Regions from separate parts of the Homo sapiens genome. Here region 1 is linked to region 2. Evidence: read pairs that join two places in POLR2A ChIA-PET (ENCODE). Cell type or tissue: GM12878. All regions are shown on one strand. Each heading gives the region's core, and the rest is flanking DNA. Links, peaks and the distances in the headings are about the cores only. Region 1 overlaps RAB33B (RAB33B, member RAS oncogene family). Region 2 overlaps SETD7 (SET domain containing 7, histone lysine methyltransferase).

The links. Peaks named below come from ENCODE experiments on the same cell type or tissue, not always from the same donor. Only the 100,000 strongest peaks of a DNase experiment are listed, where the experiment ranks them.
Region 1: POLR2A ChIA-PET joins it to region 2 with 7 read pairs; 5 of 35 experiments call an interaction of 5 or more read pairs at or near these places.

Annotation. Positions count from the first base shown.
Region 1 is chr4:139,473,321-139,477,718 of GRCh38, reverse strand. RAB33B (RAB33B, member RAS oncogene family) reads right to left here. Exons shown (of 2, transcript NM_031296.3): 2 at 1,110-4,398. Among named protein-coding and RNA genes, the nearest start is that of RAB33B, 21 kb to the right of the region's middle. In GM12878, for the core only: no CTCF peak of the experiment used is centred there; no DNase peak of the experiment used is centred there.
Region 2 is chr4:139,523,265-139,527,664 of GRCh38, reverse strand. SETD7 (SET domain containing 7, histone lysine methyltransferase) reads left to right here. Exons shown (of 8, transcript NM_030648.4): 5 at 4,230-4,311. Among named protein-coding and RNA genes, the nearest start is that of SETD7, 31 kb to the left of the region's middle. In GM12878, for the core only: no CTCF peak of the experiment used is centred there; DNase peaks (open chromatin) are centred at 2,044 and 3,354; H3K27ac peaks cover 684 bases.

The DNA of each region.
Region 1 (4,398 bases), core at 399-4,398, 50 kb after region 2:
GTCTCTAACTCCTGGGGGTTTTAGTTCTGAAATATCTCAAATCTGTATTTTTCTGCCAGTGCTCCAGTTAAAGCTGTTTCTTCTAGGCTATTTCAGTAAGCTGACTGACCATGACTTCATCCCCTCACCCTTCCCATTGCCGCTGGAATTTATGGCATAAATCTAACGGTCTCACTACCTTGCAAAATGCTTTCATTAGTTACCCATTGCCTAAATAGTAAAGTTCAAATGTTTTTGTGTGGCTATCTTCTTTTTTTGCTCCCCTTCCCCCAAAATACCTTCTCCCCTAAATGTGGAAATTGCTTATTTTATCTTTTTTGGCCATTGGTCTTGGGTGGACACCTGGATCTTGCCAGGCCAATTAACAGTCTATGCTGGAAATTTCAACTTGAGACTGAGAGTTCATTTCTCTTTGAATGACTGCAGCATCCAAAAGTTCAGAAGTACTCAGTGGCCATGTTTTCTGCTAATTAAACTTAAAAAATGGAAAAATCTAGTTATAAAAGAAAGAGAAAATGCAGATGTGCAGAGAAGCTGGACCCAGAGTTAGGAAACTGTGTGCTCAATCCCAGCTCTTCTTTTAGTCCAGTCACATCCTTGTCTTCAAGTCCAGTGAGACAAGTCAGACTCCTTACATTAAAATCCCCCTTATAGGCTGGTTCAGACTGAGTTTCAGATACTGCACCCAAGCCAGTCCTAATCCCACTGCTTATGGCAACTTGGCAGTTTAACCAAAATCTACCTTGCTAGCTTCATTTCCGTGTTCTGACCACATCTCCATTCTATCACATACTCACACTGACCTAGCAGTCATTCCCCCCAAATTCAACTCCACTCTTGAGCCCTGCAGTGCATTCACCTGGGATGACTTTCTTCCCTCTCCTTTACATGGAGAATGCCTCACATTTACCCTGAGATGCTGCATAAATGCTTCCACTCATTGTGAAGCTTTTTGATTATCTACTGCTCCCATATCCAAGTCAAAAGACCACTCCATATTCTGTGCTCATTGTCCTTTGTATATGCTTCTTTGATTACACTGATCACAGTATATTGTAGAATTCCTATTTGTTCATATACTATTTTGTAAGTTCTTCAAGGACAGTGTCTATGTAGCTCCACTAACACAAATAGAGAACACATGACCCATACTTGATAAATGTTTGATAAATCAGGTTATTCCAACAAACCAAGTGCATTCGCCCTTGCCACACAGGCTGTAGCAAACGTGCTCCCAAAATACATGACGAACTTCTTAATATCTGATTAAGAAAGCAGTCCTTCATGAATAATGTCAATTTTGTGTTTGAACACAAGGGTAACTTATACGTAAAATAAACTGACCAGGGGAAGCAGAATCAACATCAGAGGCCCCCACATCCCTAATCCTATGGTGTCTAAATCAGTAACTGCAATCTTATACCTGAGACGTAGTTCGTTCTCTTTTCTCATACTTTCTATAGTTATTCATTCTGTTAAATGCTTTTACGTCTAAATACACATCAACTCCTCTTGCACCATTTGCTTTTTGCACTGAACTATTCTAAAACAAGCTGGATTACTAAAACACACAAATACAAAAGCTGTGTTATCAGCTAATTTTAATACTTTGTTGAGTTTTTTTCCTGAAGTGTTCTTTGACCTCAAATGTATACAAGAAAATAATTGTCCAATGGGTTGGGGGCTTTTTGTTGTTTTCAAAAGTGTATCATATATATAATATTATCTGGAAACCAGGAGGAAAAAAAGATTGTTTTATTTTATACTCTACCCAGTAACCAAACAAAGAAAATAAAACACAATTTCTTTGTGGCTAAGCTGGTTTATTGAACTTCATGGGGGAAATGTAACAGTGACACTATTCCACAACAAAATTACTTAGATTTCATGAGGAAACATGTATTTGCAATATACTTTCAATAATGCATTGTTATTAATAGCGAACTACATTAGATTCTGGGGTAGTTTCCTTTGGTGTTCTCAAATTAAGACTTTTCCAAAACATGTCTGATATTTTAATTATTTATTTTCAATTAAAGGTCATAGTTAAAATAAATTCTACAGATTTTTTAAATGTGTGATTTGTTCTTTAAAAATTAGTAATTAGTTGTTAGATAGCTATCATTTTGGAAGTGATTTTGCAACAGTGAAATGTTTTATAAATATTTTAAGATATTGAAAGCTTTAACCCCATTCAACTGGTATGTTTTTTAAAAATAAAAACATATATATAAAAAATTAAAACAAATTGTTACAAATGAGATACAAATATTTTAAAACTAATAAATATTACAGTTAAAAAATAAGTCCTTTCACAGAACTGTAAAGGATATTACTTAATTCCTTACAAAAAGAAATAAAGTTACTCTTTTTAAAACCATAATAATAGTAATAAAAAACCATAAATGTGCTTGGAAAGTCTATAAACTTTCTTCCCCCACTTTAGAAAATATTTTGAAAAGCGATAAACAGATTCCCTTCTTTAAAAAAATGTTGTTACACCCATCATAGTTACTACAGCTGTCATTGTTTTATTACAAAAATAGTTATAAATCAAGGTTAATTTCGATACAAGTAAAACAATTTTTAAATTCCAGCATGATTAAGAAAACATGATCTCCCTAAATGCAAATAAAGCCAATTTGAGCTCTAATACTTAAAATGGAATAATCACTTCCTATAATTATTATTTTCAGTTAGTTCATTTAATAGAATTACTTTGTCTTTATAGTTAAATTATCCAGGTAGGACCACCATGATGATTAAACAAAAATCTTAAACTAGATTAGATTACATTTTTAATTGATTTCCCATATTCTGAAAATACTGTAGTACAATAATCATTTGGCTTAATTTCCTCCAAAATTATTAAGGACAGCAATCTATCAAAATTAGTGAATGTGAACACTTCAGTTAAAGTCATGGCTTACATTCCATTTACGTAAATAGTTTAATATGTAAGCTTGCTATATTTTATGTGCAAAGACTTAAATTCAAAATAAAAGTATTTAGGTTAAAAAACTTCTTGAAATATTCTTTCCATCACTGAAGTTTAGACATTTTTCAATATCTAATTTATTTTTCATACTGAGGAGGGATAACTTGTGACCATAAAATTTAGACATCTTAAAAATTGATATGACACAATACTATTACAGAAATACATGTAGACTAATAGCAATTAGAGTTGTGCCTTCACACCTACAATCCAAATGGAAGTTGATTTGTTAACTTGGCATTTAGTCATTAAATTTATTGGAGTTGAAGGAAGAGCAAGAGATACCATATGGGATACACTGCTTGAAATTAGTAAAGGCTAAGAATAGGTCTCCTGTGTTAGCTAGAAGCTATGTTTACCTATTTTCCCCCAAGTTACAACTCTTCATGTGCTTTCAGTTAGTTTTTCACTGTTTAAATATACCAAAATAAAATATAAAGCACCTTATGTCACTTTATTTGCCTTAAAATCTGACTTATTTTTGCATATTTTAATAGGATTTAGTAAGAAAGCAACTCGGCTGGGTGCAGTGACTCACACCTGTAATCCCAGCACTTTGGGAAGCTGAGGCGGGTGGATCATGAGGTCAAGAGATCGAGACCATCCTGGCCAACATGGTGAAACCCCATCTATACTAAAAATACAAAAATCAGCTGGGTGTGGTAGTGCACGCCTGTAATCCCAGCTACTCGGGAGGCTGAGGCAGGAGAATCACTTGAACCTGGGAGGCGGAGGTTGCAGTGAGCCGAGATGACGCCACTGCACTCCAGCCTGGAGACAGAGCGAGACTCCATCTCAAAAAAAAAAAAAAAAAAAAAGAAAGAAAGAAACTCAAATAACTCTTTTAAAATAATAATGATTTTTGTAGATCTGATAAGTATTAATTAGAAAATCAAACATCTAGAACTCTTGGAAAAGTCATTCTTTATGGACTGGGAACCAGAAAACATTCTATGCCTTCTTATCCCACTGGAACTAAAGTCTTGGCTCTAAAACATACCAATAATAACAAAACTAAATATGTTAATAAAACAAAGAAAGGCCAGATGCAGTGGTGAGTACCTACAGTCCCAGTACTGGGGAGGCTGAGGTGGGAGGATTGCTTGAGCCCAGGAGCTCAAGGCCAGCCTGGACAACATAGCAAGACCCCGTCTCTATGAAAAAACAAAAAAAGTACTCTGGGGAGAGGCAAATACCAGTTTTTATCCTATTAAGAACACTTCCCATTCAAAGGACATACTATTAGGTGTGTCCTAAACCTTTAACATTTTTTTCCAATCCTAGGACAAAAGATTGAATGGTTACTGATTCCATCATGTTCTCATTTGAAGCTTCCTTCATTGGGCTCTAGATGGAGAGATGTTCAGATTCATCCTATCTTTGCTTCATTTTCAATCTCA
Region 2 (4,400 bases), core at 101-4,100:
CTCTGTGCTTTCTTTGCGACTTTTCTGTATACAGTCATGGGCCCATAACAACTGTGGTACCATAAGATTATGCCATATTTTTGTTTTTATTTCATTTTATTTTTTAAGGGACAGGATTTCACTCTGTTGCCCAGACTGGAGTGGACTGGTGTTATCATAGCCCACTGCAGCCTTGAGCTCCTGAGCTCAAGCAATCCTCCTGCCTCAGCCTCCCCAGTAGCTAAGACTACAGGCATGCACCACAATGCCCAGCTAAATATTTTTAAATTTTTTTGTAGAAACAGGGTCTTGCTGTATTGCTCAGGCTGGTCTCAAACTCCTGGCCTCAAGCAATCTTCCTGCCTCGGACTCTCATAGTGCTGGGATTACAGACATAAACTACTGCACCCAGCTAAGATTATATCATATTTTTACTGCATCTTTTCTGTGTATAGATATGTTTAGATACACAAATCCTTCCCATTAGGTTACTGTTGTCTATGGTATTCCCTATAGTAACAAGCTGTACAGGTTTGGAGCCTAGGGGCAATAGGCTGTACCATTTATTAATAGCCTAGGTGTGTAGTTGGCTATACCATCTAGGTTTGTGTGAGTACACTCTCTGATGTTTGCATAATGACCAACTCACCTCATGACACATTTCTCAAAATGTATCCCCTTCATTAAGTGATGCATGTCGTATATTTGAAATTACTCCAAAATGAAAAGTTTATTTTTTTAAAAAAAGGAAGCAGTAATCTTTGAACTACAAACTGTGATATCTATGCCCTTGATCTATGTTCTGAAAGGAGACAGTGTTATAATATTTAGAAATGAGGAGGCTCGAAACAAGGGAGGATCCCAATTGGTGATGCCAGTTTTAAAACTTCAGAAGTAGCAGCATTTTTAGTGGCAGGTGCCTAAACTTAAGAATCACCTAATTTGAGACCTAGCTCTAACATTTACTATATTATCCTTGGGCAAGTTATTTATTTTTTCAGAACCTGTTTCCTCATTACCAAATGTGGATATTAGCACCTACCATAAAACACTGTAATGAAAGTTGTTATTACATTCTTCTTGCTATAAATAAGAAACAGTAGGCCAGGGCTGGTGGCTCACAGCTGTAATCCTAGCACTTTGGGAGGCTAAGCCAGGTGGATCACTTGAGCCCAGAAGTTCAAGATCAGCCTAGGCAGCATGGTAAGATCCTGTCTCTCCTAAAAAATACAAAAAAAAAAAAAAAAAATTAGCTGGGCATAGTGGCATGTGTCTGTAATCTCAGCTACTTGGGAGACTGAGGTGGGAGGATCACGTGAGCTCAGGAAGTCAGGGCTGCAGTGAGCTGAGTGCACTGCACTCCAGTCTGGGCGACAGGAGTGAGACCCTGTCTTTAAAAAAAAAAAAAAAATTGTTGAGAGTGAGAATTCTAAAGGGAATTATTATTTTTTTAGAATTTCTGGTTGCTTTAGCTGGGTGTGGTAGAGTGTGCCTACAGTCCCAGCTACTCAGGAGGCTGAGGCACAAGAACCGCTTGAACCTGGGAAGTGGAGGTTGCAGTGAGCCAAGATAGCACCACTGCATTCCAGCCTGGGTGACACAGAGACTCTGTCTCAAAACAAACAAACAAACAAACAAAAACAAACAACAACAACAAAAACCTTCTGGTTGCAAATAAACATTCACTTCAAATTAACTTAACGCAGAAAAGAAAGGGGGGATTTATTGGCAAGATTCCTGCAGACCTCAGGTGTTTTGAAATGTTGAATAGTTTGAGCCTCAAAAGGGCCAGGAACCATGGCTGCTCTGGCACTCTGAAGATCCTATAGACCGATCTTTAGTCTAATGTTCTGCCATGTTTGTATCTCTCCTCTGCCCCTTCCAGTTATAATTATTGACCTGCTGACTGGCCAGTGGGTTAGGGGGTACAGGGTCCTGTGACTGTAGCGTCCAATGGTTGGGGAAGGAGAGAAATTAATGCAAATATCTCACATAAAACACTCCTTGACCTGTCGCCTCACCAGCTTCTCCATTTCTCTGTGTGCTTTTGTAACCACAAACTACTTCTAATTCTCTACTTACTTCCTGTGGAGTTTCTCACCTATGCCACTGCTTCTCACCTGATCAGCCCTACTCCACATAGTAACTGCTTTCCTTGGCTAATTCCTACTCCATCTTTAAGGCTTAACTCACTTTTTATAATGAATGTTTGTCCATTGAATAAATGAATTCTAGTCAAAGGGCATAGCATACTATAGAGGAAAGGAGGGAAAGTAAAGGATGTGTAAAATCTGTAAAAGTAAAGGATGTGCCTGCAGCCTGGGCATGTCTAAGGCAGCAGAAGAAGAGACAGTAGGCATTGGAAGAGATAGTGTGCACTCCCTGAAAGCAGCAACAGAAGTTAATCCTTATTGTATCTACACAGTCCCTAGTGTTGTACATGTAGCTGGCACTCAGTAAATTTGTCATAAAAATTTTAGTCTAAGGAGCTAGATGGAATTCATAGGAAAATTTCCACTCAATAGAACATACATTCCACACACAATTTTGGTTATTTATAAAAAGTGACGGCTGGGCACAGCAGCTCACGCCTGTAATACCCGCACTTTGGGAGGCTGAGCCAGGTGGATCACTAGAGGTCAGGAGTTCAAGACCAGCCTGGCCAACAGGGCGAAACCCCATCTCTACTGAAAATACAAAAATTAGCCAGGCATGGTGACAGGCACCTGTAATCCCAGCTGCTTGGGAGGCTGAGGCAGGAGAATCGCTTGAACCCGGGAGGCAGAGGTTGCAGTGAGCTGAGATCACGCCATTGCTCTCCAGCCTGAGTGACAGAGCAAGACTGTCTCAAAAGAAAAAAAAAGTGGGGGAGGGTGGTTTAAATGCTTTTCGTGGATTGCTTGGTGGTCTGTTACCACTTTGCTCTCAGATCCAATCCATTCATCATTCTTTCACTGCCCGCTATTATTGCAAGAGGCTGCTGCCCCTTGCAGCCTGCATTTTTCAGGCTCCTGTGTGTCTGACTTCTGTCTGAGTTTGGCCAAAGGGAGGCCACTGGCTGGCTGGGGACAAAGCAGGAGAAGGCAGCAGGAAGAAGCCCTCTCTGTGTCAACCAGCATCTCCAGCAGTGGCCCCATCACCTCCTGATTCCATCTCCCATGAGGAAGGCCCAGGCTAGTTCCAACTACCCCAGCTCCAGAGCTCCAGGAGCAGCACTGTGCCCTCTGTCCCTCCGGCCTCCAGTGGCAGCTTCCTGCTCTTGCCAGTGTCTGGGCTCTTCACGGCTCCATCTGGCTTGTCAGCATTCCATCCCCTGTATGACCAATTCCCTGAACTGAATTCTTTTTGAAACACTCAAATGGTCCGTTTCTGTGCGGACACTGACTGATTTGGATTGGTTTCTGACTTTTAGTTTCAGGTATTCATTGGGGTTTTGGTTGTACAAAAAAAGCCACTCACAAACAAACAGAAAGAGGACCTAGTAACCATTAGTAACTACTGAAGAATTGCTTAATGGGATTATGAGTTTTCCCTCAGTGTATATAATCATTTGTTTTGCAGGAGTAAGCCCTCTGATTCTAAATCTTGTTTCTTTACCTATCAGTCTTCAGAGCATCTATCTTTAGTGCTGTCTGTGAGGATTCTCTAAAGCTAATCCTTCACAGAGAGCCAGTGTTCCTTCTAGGGTGGTTGTGTGCCTTGATTTCTAGAGTAAATTACTAATTGGCTTCTGAACTACCGTAATAGAAAGGAGATTACTTTGTTAATGCTTTATCAAAAGCAGTGCTGTTCTCCTTAATTCTGGTGAGGCAGAATTTTATTCTTAGTGAAGGAGACAACTGCCAGTGTTCAGTTGTTGGATTCTGTAGACTGTATCTGTAATGAAGAAAACCACCAGAAAAATTTAAAACCATCATCCAATTTGATCTGAGCCAAGAGATCTCAGAATTTCATGACAAAGCATTTTATTGATTCCCAAGCATCCTTTAAGTCATTTTAATAAGGAAAATTCAAGAGTGAATTGGAATGTTAAGAGATGCATCTGATGGCTGTTCATGAAGGCCTGAAAATAAAACTGAAGCGTAAATCTAAAATGTATCCATTTAAATTGAAGAACTTCATTCTAGTTGGTATAACTTGATTAAGATTTTTGGTTTTTTAACTCTTCGTTGTCCCATGAATAGAGAGAAGTGTTATAAATGCTCTTCCCTAACTCTGCACCTATACTGGTATTTTTGTTTGCTTTTCAGATTCAGTGTACCACTTTGATAAGTCGACTTCATCTTGCATTTCTACCAATGCTCTTCTTCCAGATCCTTATGAATCAGAAAGGTAATTTCCTCCTTGGGGTTTTAATTGCACTGTTTATGTGAGGTTAAATAAGCCTAGTGGTAGGAACTTATGCACCTCTTTGGCTCTCT